Regions from separate parts of the Mus musculus genome. Here all the other regions are linked to region 1. Evidence: chromatin contacts called from ENCODE POLR2A ChIA-PET data. All regions are on one chromosome and are shown on one strand. The core of a region is the stretch at or near the end of the contact, and the rest is flanking DNA. Distances in the headings are between cores, read along the strand shown.

The links. ChIA-PET counts read pairs that join two places held with the same protein, here RNA polymerase II (POLR2A).
Region 2: POLR2A ChIA-PET joins it to region 1 with 17 read pairs in embryonic stem cell. The contact joins the promoter of Ulk1 here to the promoter of Fbrsl1 in region 1. POLR2A ChIA-PET finds 5 or more read pairs at or near these places in 3 of 5 experiments (Patski and embryonic stem cell).
Region 3: POLR2A ChIA-PET joins it to region 1 with 18 read pairs in embryonic stem cell. The contact joins the promoter of Ep400 here to the promoter of Fbrsl1 in region 1. POLR2A ChIA-PET finds 5 or more read pairs at or near these places in 3 of 5 experiments (Patski and embryonic stem cell).

Annotation. Positions count from the first base shown.
Region 1 is chr5:110,445,823-110,450,859 of GRCm38, reverse strand. It overlaps Fbrsl1 (fibrosin-like 1), which reads left to right and starts at 2,357. Exons shown (of 19, transcript NM_001142642.1): 1 at 2,357-2,980. The coding sequence starts at 2,693.
Region 2 is chr5:110,807,776-110,812,812 of GRCm38, reverse strand. Ulk1 (unc-51 like kinase 1) reads left to right here and starts at 2,732. Exons shown (of 28, transcript NM_009469.3): 1 at 2,732-3,199; 2 at 3,594-3,686; 3 at 3,767-3,808. The coding sequence starts at 3,089.
Region 3 is chr5:110,768,787-110,773,823 of GRCm38, reverse strand. Ep400 (E1A binding protein p400) reads left to right here and starts at 3,107. Exons shown (of 52, transcript NM_029337.2): 1 at 3,107-3,332. Gm15559 (predicted gene 15559) reads right to left here and starts at 2,875. Exons shown (of 2, transcript NR_152254.1): 1 at 2,562-2,875. Pus1 (pseudouridine synthase 1) reads left to right here. Exons shown (of 6, transcript NM_019700.4): 6 at 1-157.

The DNA of each region.
Region 1 (5,037 bases), core at 1,108-3,607:
AGGCAGGCAGATTTCTGAGTTCAAGGCCAGCCTGGTCTACGGAGTGTGTTCCAGGACAGCCAGAGCTATACAGAGACACCCTGTCTTGGAAAACCAAAAAAAAAAAAAAAAAAGAAACAAGTATAAATTGCATCAGAAACTTTAGCAAGTCCTTGCCAACCTGAGTGAACACTTGGGTCATCAAAAATGGCCCTCTACATGGAAGCAAATGAGCCCAGTTTACAGCTTAGGCAAATGAAGCGTGTTCCAGCCCCTCTTAGGCCTCCCTCCCTCCCTCCCTGTGTCCTGTGGGAGAGAATCAGTACAGATGTCTTTCCATAGCCTCCTCTAGGGAACAACTGAGCTAGAGTCCCATTCCTCCAGGGAGGCCATGACTAGTCTCTAAGTTGGAAATGAATTAACAGAGTTTTTAATCCCAGGAGAGGTAAGGAAATTGGGAAGAAACCCAGAAAGAAAGGTCCTGGACCTAACCTGGTCTCTGGAGCCCCTGCCTTTCACTGAGGCAATGCATTTGAGAACAAGGGAGAGCTGGTATACTGGCTAGTTTTGTGTCAACTTGACACAGCTGGGGTTATCACAGAGAAAGGAGCTTCAGTTGGGGAAATGCCTCCATGAGATCCAACTGTAAGGCACTTTCTCAATTAGTGATCAAGAGGGAAAGGCCCCTTGTGGGTGGGACCATCCCTGGACTGGTAGTCTTGAGTTCTATAAGAGAGCAGGCTGAGCAAGCCTGAGCAAGCCAGTAAAGAACATCCCTCCATGGCTTCTGCATCAGCTCCTGCTTTCTGACCCGCTTGAGTTCCAGTCCTGACTTCCTTTGGTGATTTAAGTGTAAGCTGAATAAACCCTTTCCTCCCCAACTTGCTTCTTGGTCATGATGTTTGTTCAGGAATAGAAACCCTGACTAAGATAACTGGTAAGCAAGGATACCTTTTATTTCTGTTGAAAACTTCAAAAATCGGGTCTCAGTCGTTGTTCTTGGAGTGGAAAAGGGTTGACCTAGAGTGAAACTCCCCACAAGCTGGGAGTGGGGTGGTCTCAGGAGGAGGTGTCTAAAAGAGAACAGTTAGCAGGAATGAGGAGCTGCCTTGGTTCTGCGTCTTTCCAACAGGGTTCTTTAGCTAGTTAGATGCTAGCTCTGAGTAGTTTTGTAATAAAATCTGGAATGGGAAGAAGAGGGAAGGCTGGCAGGTAGGCTGGCAGGTGTGTTGGTCCCCGTGTTGTTAAGTGAAAGAGCACACTTGTGGATGATAGGCCACGTTCCCAGATGCCCCAAGGGACGTCTTGGCAGAGAGCCTGTGGCCATCTCAGGAGCCAGAAAATGTGCACTTGAGGTCCTGTCCAGGGGCATTCTTCAGTCGTGTCTGCTTCCTTTCAGGGCCTCTGCTGCCCAGATGTAGGCATGGCTCAATGTCACTTTTCACTCAGTGCCCAATGCCCAAGCTGTGACACCTCCCTTCTCTTCATGTCAAATGTTCTCACTGGAGGAATTGCTGAGACTTCGTGCCCAGCTCCAGGGCATCCCAACTGGGGAAGTTGCTGAGGAAACTCACGGTTTTGTCTAGTTTTGTACTTCCTATCGGCGGTCCCCAAGTCCTTGGACTAGTGTAGGCAGGTCTCTAAGGAAAGACTACTTGAGACTGGAGGGTTTGGTTTTCAGGGCGCTACCTAATTTTGCATGGGGACCAGAGTGAAACTGGGCTTGAGGGCTTGCAGGTGGACGATGACGTACGCGCTGCCTCTAGGACTTCAGCACAGTGAGCCCCCAGCACCAACCTACCTACTCTCTCTCACGTGCTTCCACTCAGTTTGCCCCAAGCTACTGTAGGTGCATAGACCCATCACCTCCTACGGGAAGGGCGGAAGGGGAGGCGCTGATCGCCACAAACTCGCTGTAGGTGGCTGGGCAGTACTTGTAGGCGAGCACTAATTGCCTAGTAGGCGTGGTCAACAAGGCGAGGCATGAAGTAGGAGGGATCTGACCATGACTAGGCTCAGCGACCTGCACAGGTGAGCAGGACCGGAAGGCAAGGGCGGGGCTTAAGGAACTGAGAAAGCGTAGACAAGAGAGGTGGAGCCGGGAAGAATGGGGCGTGATCTGACAGGGTCGGGGGGTCGGAATTCTAAAGAGCTGTGCGCAAACGGGTGTGGCCTGTTGCAGGGGCGGAGCAAAGGGAAAGCTTCCCCCCTTTCGGGGGCGGGGCTTAACGTGAAAGGGCGAGGGCCCGCTCAGCGCAGAGCCATTTAGTCCGGAAGGGCGGGGTCAGGGCGGGGCCAGGGTGGGGCGGAGTCGACGGGTCAGCCTCCCCCAGCTGCGCCCGCTTCCTCTGGCACTCCGGCCCGGCGGAAGTGCGTCAGTTGTTATCCGCTCTGGTCGCTGCCACTACTGTGTCTGCCTCACGGTCCCGGTGCTCAGAAGCTCCGCCACCCGCCGCCTTCTGCCGCTGCCCGCCGGTCGCCATGGGCCGTGTCCCTGGGGACCTGGTCTAGGGTCGCCGAGAGACCGCCGCACTCCGATGCGCGGGACCCGGGGTCCTAGCCCGCGCGGCGTCCGGTGCTGAGAGCCCGCGCCCGGCATGCCCGCCCCGGTCCCGAGCCCGCCCCGGCCCCGAGCCCGCGCGGCGCCCTCGCAGCCCGGCGGCACGGCGTAGCAGGCGGTGCGGGGCGCCAAGGTCACCGCCGCGGCGCCGCCATGGAGGCCAAGGTCCGGCCAAGCCGGCGTTCGCGCGCGCAGCGAGATCGCGGCCGGCGTCGGGAAGCCGCCCGGGACGCCCGCGCCCAGAGCCCGTCGTCGGGTGAGGAGCCAGAGCCCAGTCCTGGCAAGGAGAACGCGGGACTCCACGGCGCGCCGCCTCAGCGCCCTACGCCTCTGCGCGCTGCGCGCCCCCCGCGGCGCCGTCGCCGCGAGTCCAGCTCGCAGGAGGAGGAGGTTATTGACGGCTTCGCTATAGCCAGCTTCAGCACCCTGGAGGCCCTGGAGGTAGGTGGGCTGGAAGGCCAGACCCGGGACCAAGGAAACGCATACGTATGCCTCCTGGCCCCGCGCTGCAACCTTGCCAGGAAGAGGACCTGGAGTGAGGGGTGTGTGGGAGGACTTAAACCACGCCACCTAAGCGGGCTTTGCAGCGATCGTTACTTGTTGCCAAGTTATCGCTGCGTCCGGGACCAGCTGGGGATTTGGACATTGTTGGGCCTCGGGGAGGCAGCGACGATAAAATGGACACTTGGGATTCTTCCTGTCCTATGATCTCTTAAGGGTTCTTTGGAGGGAACCGGGAGTCAACTGGCAAACCCTTCTTGGTGATCATTGCATGGGTATAGGTAATAGATTTGCTAAGAATACTACGTGTTTGACTGAGTTGTCGTGCACAGTATTTGCTGAGCAAAGTGTCCTTCCGACCTGAACTCAGGTTAGTAGAAGAGAAGGAAGTGAGAGAAATGGTCAGTGAGTGAGTGAGTAGTCACTGTGTCTCTGGAACTCAAGTGGTTGAAAATGCTGGTCAGGCCTTCAGGGCACTAGCAGAACCTTCAAACCCCTAGCAATGCAGAGATCTCTGTCTGGGTGAAAACTTTGGGGACCACATCTCATCTGCTGGGCTGTGGTCGCAGGGATTACTGCGACCCTATTCACTCTTGCCCTGACTGATACCTGCGATTTCCCAGTTTCAGGCCAAGCTTGAGAAAGGGGAATTGGTCATTGGATATCTAAATGGAGTTTTCCCCAAGTTCATATTCTAACCCTGGGGTCTGCCGGGTCTGTAGAGCTGAGGGTCAGTTGGTGATGGCCACTATGAGTAGCCCTGAGATGGGTTTGTTTGATTCGCATGCAGGGCCGAGTCCCACTTTGTGTTCAGCCCTTGTGTCTTCTGGGGAATATGAGATGAGTTATAGGCCCAAGCCAAAGATCCTAAACTAAGATGATTTTGTGGGGTGTGTTGTATTGTGTCTGGTGCTGATGTGCTAAGAAGACACGAAGGCTTCGGGGTTTCTGCCTTAGTGATGATAATGACACAGCCAGACAGTATGCTAAAGCCCCTACTTTGCAGCCATGGTACCAGAAGTTCCAGATCTGCAATCTCATTTCCTACCTTGCCACACCTGTGTCTGCTAGGCCCAAAAAGAACTCAAAAGAGCCTCCACATCTGTTTAGCCTTCTCCACATTTCTTTTTTTGGCCTCTTTTGGGTCTCAGGCTTTACAGCCTCACCTTAGGTGTTCTGTGTACCTGTGTACTGCTTGGTCCTGTGACACAGTTTTTGGTCTCACCTTCTTCCACACTGTGGAGACTTGACTGGTATTCCTGGGCTTCTGCCCCTCACACTTGTCAATGCGAGGATTGAGCCTGCGGGTTCCCAGTACCCAGAAGGAAACAATCAAGACTCAACATATTAAGGAGTGAATACTTGTGAAGAGAGGAAAGGCCTTTCAGGAAGTCCAGAGCTACTGCCTTAAGGTCACATCACACTGTTGTTAGACCAGCCCATTTGTATCTAAATGGTCAGCTTGTGTTGTATCCAGTTGTATTCTCTGGCCTTTCCCCACCTCTTCTAGGCCACATCTAGAGGGTTGACTTGTACAGTCTCACCAGCTTATCCAGGTTCTGAGAGATTACCCTGCCCCTCCTTACACCTATATAAAAATTTGGTATCTTCATGAGCAGCCTCACCTGAGTTTGGCCTTGGAAAGTACTTGGTTTCTGGACAGATCTAGATCATGTCTAGAAGAGTTTTGCTGGGTATCATTTACTGGTAAACTGTAGTGGATTTTCTCCCTGAGATCAAGTAGTTTATAATCTCATCGTATCAGTGATGACGAGTTCACTCTGCCAGTCTCTTTACAGATGTGAATTTATTTATCCTTTCAGATGACCTTACGAGCAGGTTTGAACACTCCCACCTGTAGATGAGAGATAGATACAAGCAGACTGGAGTTTACAGTCTGGACTGTCCTGCTTCTGATTCCTTTGCTGTGTGTGCAGCCTCACTTGTCGGGGGAGATGGTCTGCCACATTCTCAGGGTCAGCAGGACTCCAGCCCAG
Region 2 (5,037 bases), core at 1,483-3,982, 360 kb before region 1:
GTTTTGGTTATAAGGAACTTGTTTTATCCACAAAACAACTTTTGTGTAACAATGGATACCTATGGTCCTATGTGGCTGTTCAAGGTTCAGTCAACAAGAGGCTGATCCACCCTGCTGCTAAGAAGCCTAAGTTCATCCTGCAGTCTCTCTTTTCCTGATCATCTCACATAACTCACAACCCCTACACATATGGGACAGCTTGCCCGGATGTGCCACACATGACCAGGTTCAGAAATGGCGTGTGGCCACTATGTACATATACCATCCCCCATGTGTCTGTTCTGAGAAATGGCATTTAAGCTAACATATACATATACCCACCACCTGACCCAGTTTGGAAATGGTGTGTGGGCAAACATACCATATATCTATCCCATTGTAAATGGCATGTCAGCCAACATGCCCATTCATCTATGTATATGAATGGGTTCAGAGATGACATGTGGCCATCATGCCTAGTCACCTACCATATGACTATCTTCTGGAATAGCAGTCTCATCCACCCTGCAAATGACAGGCTTGTAAATATCAAGTGCTCTAACACCCCCATGCAGTCCCCCACACTACCATATTACCAGCCTCAATATAGGCATGTGGGCCATTGTGGCTGTTAGCATTTCTTCTAGGCTCTGCCCACAGTTACCTGGCAACAGTTAGGTATGACTGACTCTACAAAAGGGGCTGCTTGCCCGCTGCTCTCGATCTCTTCTTGCTCTTACTCTATTACCCTCTTCTCTCTCTGTCCCTTCTCTCCCCATTCTCCTCCCCCTCTCTCTCTACATGTTCATGGTTGTTCTCTCTCTCTCTCTCTCTCTCTCTCTCTCTCTCTCTCTCTCTGCCTTTCTCTGTCTCTACTACCCCCTCAACTCCCCTCCCCATGTCCTAAATACACTCTATTCTATATGATACGATCCTGTGGCTGGTATGGCTGGTATGGTGGGGGGTGGTGGTGGTGGTGGTGTGAAGGGCTGCCTCAGCATGGGCCTGCAGAAGCAGCCCCTTCCACCTCATCATACCATGCCTCTACTAGACATATCCCTGGCTCCCTGGTTTCCTTTTTCCTTTTCTTTTCTTTTTTTATAAAACACAACAATGGACATTCCCCACCCCCATGGTATGCGAGTGGGCTAGGAAATGGCTTGAGGGTGAATAATCTAGGACCAGATTGAAATAGGGCATGTGTGCACACATGCTCACACATTTCCCTGTGTTATTGGGCTCAAAAATGGCATGTGAACAAAATTGCCCACATTGCACACCTCCTCCCCAAATGACTGTGGTCATAAGTATCATGAGCTCAAACATGCCCATGTCATCCTTCATATGGTGAGACTCAGAATGGGTATGTGCGACAACACACACACACACACACACACACACACACACACACACACACACAGAGCCTTTGATTTGGCATTGGGTCAACATGGCAATATACCCCTCCCCAAATGACAATGTTTGTATACATCAAGTGCTCCAACATGCCCATGCAGTTCCCATGTGACCAGACAGGCAAGAAAAACACCTGAGGCAAACCAAATGCCCATGCTATAAATAATCCCAGCATTTGCAGGAGAATCAGCAGCTCACGGCTATTCTATGTGATGAGCTCTGGGATAGCCTGGACTACAGGAAACCCTGCCTCAAACTTCCCCTCTAACAACAAAAGTTAAGTAAAATAATAAATGAAGGAAAACTGATGCCTTCGGTGAGATGGCTCCAAGGATAAAAGACCTTGTTGCCAAGTTTGACAACCTGAATTTAATGTTAAGAGTCACAAAGTAGACAGAAACATCTTTTACATTTTCCTCTGACCTTCACATGACCATGTTCTCAAGTCTCCGTCCCCACATACAGAATAAGCAAATGTAATAAAAGAGAGAAAATGGATGTGGTGGCACCTGCCTTTAATTCCAATACTCAGGAGGAAGAGGCTGAGGGATATCTGTGAGTTTGAGGTCAGCACGATCTACAAAGAGACAAAGCAAGTTCGAGACCAGTCGGGCCTACAATGTGAGAAGACTCAGTTAAAAAACTTTCAATCCCCAGTTCTCAGGAGGCAGAGGCAGGCAGATCTCTGAGTCTGAAGCCAGCCAGTTCTACTGAGTGAGTTCCAGGACAGGCAGGGATACACAAAGAAATCCTATCTCGACTTCTCCAAAAGAAAGCACAAACAAAACAAAACAAAACAAAACAAGTGGTAGGAAGTACGTAGGGCAGAGCTGGAGAGATGGCTCAGCTATTAAGAGCATCTACTGCTCTCCTGGTTTGGTTACCAGTTTCCACATGGCAGCTCATTACTGCCTGAAACTCCAATTCCAGGACCCGACACATACATGTTTAATATGAATGTTTCACGTGTTTATATACACATACACGGTGCATATAAACTCCTGTAGGCACACACATATACATATGAATAAAATAAGTAAATAAAAAAATGCCTAGGGCAGAGCGAGGAGCCACAACCAGAGATAGTTCTGACATTGACATGCCCAGTCTGCTCCGGCCCCGCCCATATCCTGCCTCCTCTCTCAAGTCCCGCCCAGTATAGGGCTGGGCCCATCGAGGCACCACCCAAACTAAGCCCCGCCCCGCCTTACCACCCACGAGGTGTCCTTCATTTCGGACCCGCCCATTGCCAGCTCCGCCGCCTAAGAGGTCTTGAGCTCCGCAGGCCCCGCCCATCGTCCCGCCTCCACGCAGTGCGGCTGCGCCGGCACCTCGGGCTCCGAGGCCCGGGTGCCGCGGATCTTTTGTTTCCCTGCGGGGCTCCGAGCCGCATCGTCAGTCAGGCCCGGACTTGGAGCTGGAGTGTGTCAGAGCTGAGTCCCGAGTCGGACCGGGTCCCGACTGTCAGCGCCGGGAGGGTACCGAGGAGGACGCCGAGGGAGCGCGCCCCTCCGTCCGCCGGCCTGTGGGACTGGGACCCGGCTCAGGCCTGCCCGATGGGGCACGGGGCCCTGGCGATGAGCCCGCGCCTCCGTCCCCGCGTACGCGGCCCGCCGGCCTCCGCCTGAGCCCAGCGCACCCCGTAGCGCCGCCCCGGGGCCCGAGCCCGGGCTCGCGCCCCCGGCCCGCGCGCGCTATGGAGCCGGGCCGCGGCGGCGTCGAGACCGTGGGCAAGTTCGAGTTCTCTCGCAAGGACCTGATTGGACACGGCGCCTTCGCGGTGGTCTTCAAGGGTCGACACCGCGAGGTGGGTGAGGCTCCCGCGGAGGCCTCGCAATCCCGGACTCCCAGCCCAAGGGACACCTTACCTCCGGTAATCCGTAGAGGGACCCAATTAAGGACCCCCCAGCCCGGGAAACCCACCTGCTACTCTAGCTCCAGAAAACTGGAGACGCCAGCCAGCACAGGATTCCCTACCTAGCCCCGAAGTCAGACCAGTTCTGAGAACCTAACCTGGGACTCCATCCTGGGACTTAAATTCCAGGCCGGCTGACAGACACTCACTATCTGTCTGCCTCTGGCAGCCTCCCATTCCAAGACCCTTGGGACAGCCACCCTAAGCCATCTCTGTGTTCCCTGCTTGGTGGGGAGCAGGAGGGGGGGTTGTTTTCAACCCTGAAGGTTCACGTTTGGCTTTTCAGAAGCACGACCTGGAGGTGGCCGTCAAATGCATTAACAAGAAGAACCTTGCCAAGTCCCAAACACTGCTGGGAAAGGAAATCAAAATCCTGAAGGTGAGCCAGCGCCTCGGGGGAGGGGGAGAGGGTGGGTCAGCTCTTTTCTTGCTCATGAGAAACTTGGATTTGTGTCCTAGGAACTAAAGCACGAAAACATCGTGGCGCTGTATGACTTCCAGGTAAGGCTCAGCGTTGGGCTTGGGGGAGGGGTAAATCTATTCTTGCCCTTGTCCCATCCACTGTTGCTTCAGGACCTAGGTTGCCTGGGGCTGGAGCCCCCCTGAGGGCAGATGATGGCTTTAGATTAGTATTTGGTTTAGGTGAAAGGAGCTGGGTTCTGAATGCCTTGTCTCACGCTTGTCCTACTGTGAGGCCACTTAGGGCCAGGGAGACCTCATCTCTGGTCCAAGTTTTTCCTGGCTTTTCCTAGGTTCTGGGGACCTCTCTAGCTTATATGTTGCCTGCATGGGAAGGAAGGCGGCCATCAACACTAATGTTGAATCTCTGGCGATTGCCTGGTTTACATTGTTTGGGTTCAGCGTACCCTGGTGCCAAAGACCCTTTCTTCACTGTGATGTCTGACCCAGTGGCCCTTACTGAGAATGGGGTTCCGGGCAGGCCCACCTGTCTGGGCTGGCGGGTTTGTTTGTTGACATTGCTTCAGCGGCCTGGCATTGGCCAGCCCACTCCTGCGTCAGAGGCTGGAAGGGGGAGGGGTTGCTGGAGATTCCTTCTAGCCGGCAGTTGGGGCTGGGCCCACTCATCCGGCCGGCGGGAGGTTGCTACCGCCACCTCAGAATTGGCTGCCTGAATGAGCAAGCCAGCTGACCAGCCAGCTTCTGTGCTGCCCTCCAAGCCCCCCAGCCCAGTGGTGGCAGGGGCTGGAGGCCCTGGATGCGCTCGTGTGGGGACCGGGAACCCTAGGTACTGGTCCCCAGCAAAGTGCTGACTAATGATTTTGAAACCTGTTTACTGGGGCCACGGGACCAGCCCTGGCTGAGGGAAGTTCCCAGCAGGCAGCTAGCTGTGTTTTGGTGGCCTCCTCCCCTTCCTTCCTCCCCTGCTCCTCTTCCAACTTTACCTTGAGGGCTGTGACTTGTCATGAGGTGACATGTGGGCCGGGCCAAAGTCCTGTGTGACAGGGAGTACCTGGCAACAGCTGGAAACATGGTGTTCTGGGTTTTAGAGGTTGCCCCCTCTGCAGCCTGCCTTTCCTACCCTTCCCCACTGCTGCTTTCTCTCCCTGTCCCCAGTGCTGTAGGAAGGGCCCCAACGGCACACACAGTATGTGCTTCTTAAAGGACCCAGGGCTGAGTTAGATGGCATGACCTTCCTAGGGTCAGATTCTGGGCCCCTTTGCACCTTGAGATCCCCTCCAGATCCACAGTCCCCTGCCAGGGCATTCCCA
Region 3 (5,037 bases), core at 1,858-4,357, 320 kb before region 1:
GCCTGGCTTCATAACCTCAGGATATTAAATTCTCATCCCAGGAATCAGCTGCCGACTTTAGCCCATGCATCGTGTGTATACACCTTAGCATGAAAGGGCACTTTTTAAAAAAAGTGATTTTTTTTTTCCTATTAAATATGTTTTGCTTAGTGAATTATTCTTTGCCTATTTTCCTTTTCTGGCTGTGAGATGAGTGCAACACTGCTGTGTTCGGGATAGCTGAGGGGTAGGCACAGAAGGTCAGCACGGGGTGTGGTTGGCTGGGCAGGCAGTAGATGTAGCCACTAGCAGTCTGCTCCCGGCTGCTGCTGATACTCTCTTCCTTCCATCCGGACCTGTCCTTTGAGACCATCCCGGTTTTCTCTGAAGTGGCTACACTGGTGATTTCATGCTGCCTATTCTTGGGAGACCTCAAGGGGGACCGTGCGTCAGCAGCCCCCACCTTTATGCCCTAGTATTCTTCACCTCCTTCTGGGTCTCCTTTTTTTTTTTTTTTTTTTTTTTTGGTTTTTCGAGACAGGGTTTCTCTGTATGGCCCTGGCTGTCCTGGAACTTACTTTGTAGGCCAGGCTGGCCTCGAACTTAGAAATCCGCCTGCCTCTGCCTCCCGAGTGCTGGGATTAAAGGCGTGCGCCACCACGCCCGGCACTGGGTCTCCTTTCTTATGTGCTAACCATGTATCCCTCATCCCTGGACAGCCACGGCCACTTACTCAGCACTAGGTTTGGAATGCCCTTTCAGTCCACAGTGTACTCCTCCCAGACCTCTCTCGCCTTTTATGGGTGAAGGCATTCTCAGATCTCTAGCATAGTCAGTGTTATGGGGCCCTTAGACCTACACAGATGGCTTCATCCCATGACCTGCATTTTTGGTTTGTTCGGAATGGCGAGCAAGCAGTTTTAGAGGAGTAACAGCTCCGTGAGGCAGGGAGGGGTCATGTCCTCAAAATGGGTATTCCTTTTTTTTTTTTTTTTTTGCAGAGAAGTTGGGTTTGCTTTCCAGCAGCAATATAGTGGCTCCATACAATCTGTAACTCCAGTTCCAGATGATCCAACAGGCTGCATTCAGGCAGGCAAAACACTTATAGACAATTTATTTTGGCGGTTAGTGGGATGGCTTAGCAGTTACAAGTGCCTGCTGGTCTTACAGAGGGCCCAAGTTCAGTTCTCAACACCCGTGCTGTGCAGGTTATACCCACCTATAATTCTAGCTCTAGAGGACTCAGCCCTCTTTTCTGGCCTCTGAGGACACTCGTTCATGTATGCATATCCCACACTTAGACACACGTGCACACTCCTAATTAAACAAATAAAATCTTTTTTAAAAAAGTATGTGTGTGAGTGTGTGTACATGTAAGCTCCCTAATGTGGGTGCTAGGAACCTCATTTTTTTTTTTTGCAAAAGCAGCAGTGCTCAGAAACCCTTGTAAGTTTCTAAAAATTATAATGTGTGTGTGTGTTTGTGTGTATGTCATGTGTATGTGTGTGTGTCATGTGTATATGTGAATGCCTGTGGAAGCCAGAAGAGGTTGTCAGATCTGGAGCTAATTACAAATGGTTGTGAACCACCTGATGTGGGTTCCGAGAACTGAATTCAGGTCCTCTCATGGCTAAGCCAACTTTCCAGTTATCCTGGACTTTTTTTTTTTTTTTTAAAGATTTGTTTATTTCATGTATATGAGTACACTGTAGCTATCTTCAGACACACCAGAAGAGCATTGGGTCACATTACAGATGGTTGTGAGCCACCCTGTGGTTGCTGGGAATTAAACTCAGGACCTCTGGAGGAGCAGTCCGTGCTCTTAACTGCTGATCCATTTCACCAACCCCTATCTTGAGCTTTTAAAAAGATCCTTTATTTTAGAGTTTCATGCATGTATGTTTTGGTCATATCCACCTTCTCTTCATTTCCCCTTATTCCCTACAACTTCCACTGGCTCCTTCCTAACACATTTCCCTCCTGTTTTTTATTTTGAGATGGGGTCTCATGTATTCCAGGACAGCCTCAAACATGATGAATGGATGAAGCCAGCATGAACCCCAGATCTTGCTGCTTCAGCCTCAAGTTCTGGGATTATAGCAGTGGTTCTCAAACATTCTGATGCTGTGACTCTTTAATACAGCTCCTTATGTTGTGGTGACCCCCAACCATATTTCATTGGTACTTCATAACTGTAATTTTGCTACTGCTATAAGTTGTAATGGAAATAAATATCTGACATGCCGGATATCTTATATGTGACCCATAGGCTGAGATCCACTGAATTACAAGCTTGTGCCACGAAGCTCAGTTAATTTCTTCCTTTTTTTTATAGTGTTTTTAAAATTATAATCTTTTGTTGGGCAGTGGTGGTGCATGCCTTTATTTAATCCCAGCATTTGGGAGGCAGAGGCAGGTGGATTTCTGAGTTTGAGGCCAGCCTGGTCTGCAGAGTGAGTTCCAGGACAGCTAGGGCTGCACCGAGAAACCCTGTCTCAAAACAAAACAAAACAACAAAACAAAACAACAACAACAAAAAATATATATATAAAATCTTTTTCAAACTCGTACTACAATCTTACCTCCTCTTGGGTCGTGGTTTCTTTTGCATTTCTGTGATGTCTAATGATGCTGGATGTATTTTCAGACTTCTGCTCACTGCGCCTCAGGCGCCTTTTTGTTCATAGGGCTAGTCCCCTATTTCCCACGGAGGCGGAGCACACCCAGAGGATGCGATCAGGTCCGCTCGAGCTTTCCTAAACAGCCTCCCCCGCTGGAGCGAGTCGCCAGGTGGCGTAACTGAGTGAAACTCGGGGTCCGCCCCCAACTGACGAGGCCACGCCCCTTCCCGAGTCTACCGGAACTTCCCCGAGGCCTGAGGCTCCGCCTTGTACCCATGAGGCCACGCCCCAGCCCGCGTGCACCGCCTCAGCCCCCCCAGCCCTTCCCTGCGCGTGCGCCGACTCCCCTCGTCCTGTCCGAAGCGGTCCCGCCTCGTACGGATGAGGCCTTTCGGAGGCGGCCCTGAGGTGGCTCTCCGCTCTCCAAACTCCGCCCAACGCACCTCCTGCATACAGCTCCGCCCCTAACCGCCTGCTTAAGAAGCCGCTTCGGTCCTGCCTCCGCCGTCAGCAGCGCCTCAGCTTCAGGCGACCCCGCGCGGCTGCGAGCGGCCCTACAGGATAGGTACCGTTAGTCCCTCGCCGCGCGCCGTAGCACCGGCGCTGCTACTTCCTGTGCCCGTGGACCCGGATGTGCCGAGCGGCTGCGGCGCGCTCGAGCCTCCCGGCTGTCCTGACGCGGCGGAGCGCGGCTTTTGCTCGCGGTGCAAGCGAACGGGATAGCGTCAGCGGGTGAGAGGCGGGACGGTGGGTGGTAGGCGGCAACGGCGGCGTGCCGAGCGGTTGTGTTTAGCGGTGCTGCTGCTGCTGGCGTCGCGGCGGGCCCAGGCCGCGGCGGCGCTTTGTCGTGGGCGGGCGGGGCCGAGGGGCCGGGCGGCGCTGAGAGGGGACCGGTCGGTGGCTCGGCGCGTGGTCCGGCCTCAGCAAGGCCCTTCTCTGGTCAGCGCTCTCGAGTGCGCCGTTCTTTCTGGGCAGGCGCGCGGCCGTTTCCGAGCGCTCGGGAAGGCGGGGCTCTTAACGCCCGCGGCACCGTTGGTCCGCGGCGCGCGGGGCTTCCTTTCGCGACGTAGAGCCTTGAGCGGAGACAGAGCGGGAAGGACGCCGGGGATCTGGCAGAGCTCCCCGGGCCGGGGCTCGGAGGTGTACCATCAGCCGCCGAGCCGCTGTCTCCGCAGGTCTGTCCCTAGGTCCAGTATCCTGGAGCACCGCGACTTGGAATTGGGGGTTGCGCTCATCCCTGGCACTTGTCACTTGTGCTCTCGATTATACGTGTGGCAAAAACGGTCCTTGTTTTGTTTCGGTTTTGGTTTTGTTTCGCTTTTCCATTTTAAGTCAGGGTCTTACCCTGGAGCCTTGGCTGGCCTTTTAACTCGCCATTTAGACCAGGCTGGCCTTGAGCTCACGAAGATCCGCGATTCTTGTACCTGGGTGTGTGTGTGTGTGTGTGTGTGTGTGTGTGTGTGTGAGAGAGAGAGAGAGAGAAAATGAATGAATGAATATGAATTATACAATTTGGATGGCCACAAGGCAAACCACATGTTAACTTTAAATCTTCTTTTTACGTATTTAGGTTTTCTGAGACAAAAAGTCTCATGGAAGTCCGAATCAGCCTGGACTAGACTCATTAAGTAGTCCAAGCTGGTCTGTAATTCTTAGCAATCCAGATGCCTCCACCTTGATACTGGGTTTGCAGGTGTGAGACATCATGCCTGGCTGTTTTTATTTACTTGCCATTGAGAGGAATCTTTGTGTCCCAGGCTGGCCTCAGATCCTGGCCTCAGGTTATCTTCCTACCTCAGTCTCTTGCGTATCTGGGAGTGCTGGTTCCTGCTGCAGTGCCCAGCCCCCTCTAACCCCCTTAATTTATTTATATATTTTAAAAAACCCAAAAAAACAAAAAACACATGGTCTCACTGAGTAGTTCTGGCTGTCCTGAAACAGGCTGACCTCGAACTCAAAAGAGATCTACCTGCCTCTGCCACCTGAGTACTAAAGGATTGAAGGTCTACTCCACATCTTCCTCCCCACCAAATGTTTAAAATCTCAAGATAGCCTAATATCGAAAGTGTCATTATTTCCTTTTATTGTATTCTTCTAACTTTAAAAAAACGTTTGGCATTATCTAATGAAACTGTTTTAAGTTGTGTAGGTACCATGATCATCCAACAGTACAATAACTGCCTCATAATGTTGTTGATACTGTTGTCCCTGTGAGGCATTTACTGGTGTTTTGGCTTCTGTGTTGGGTTGCTCTTTGTGGCCCACTCAAGGTCATAACATAGCATTCCTCAGAATGGCTGTCTGTTGTTTTCTGGCCACCTTATTTACAACTACATAGTAACCTTTCCTTGGGTTAATCTTCCCCTCCAGTTAACTCTTTCAGCTCTCAGCTGCCTTGTATTCCTGGGTGGGAGGGAATTTTTTGTGTGCTCTCAGT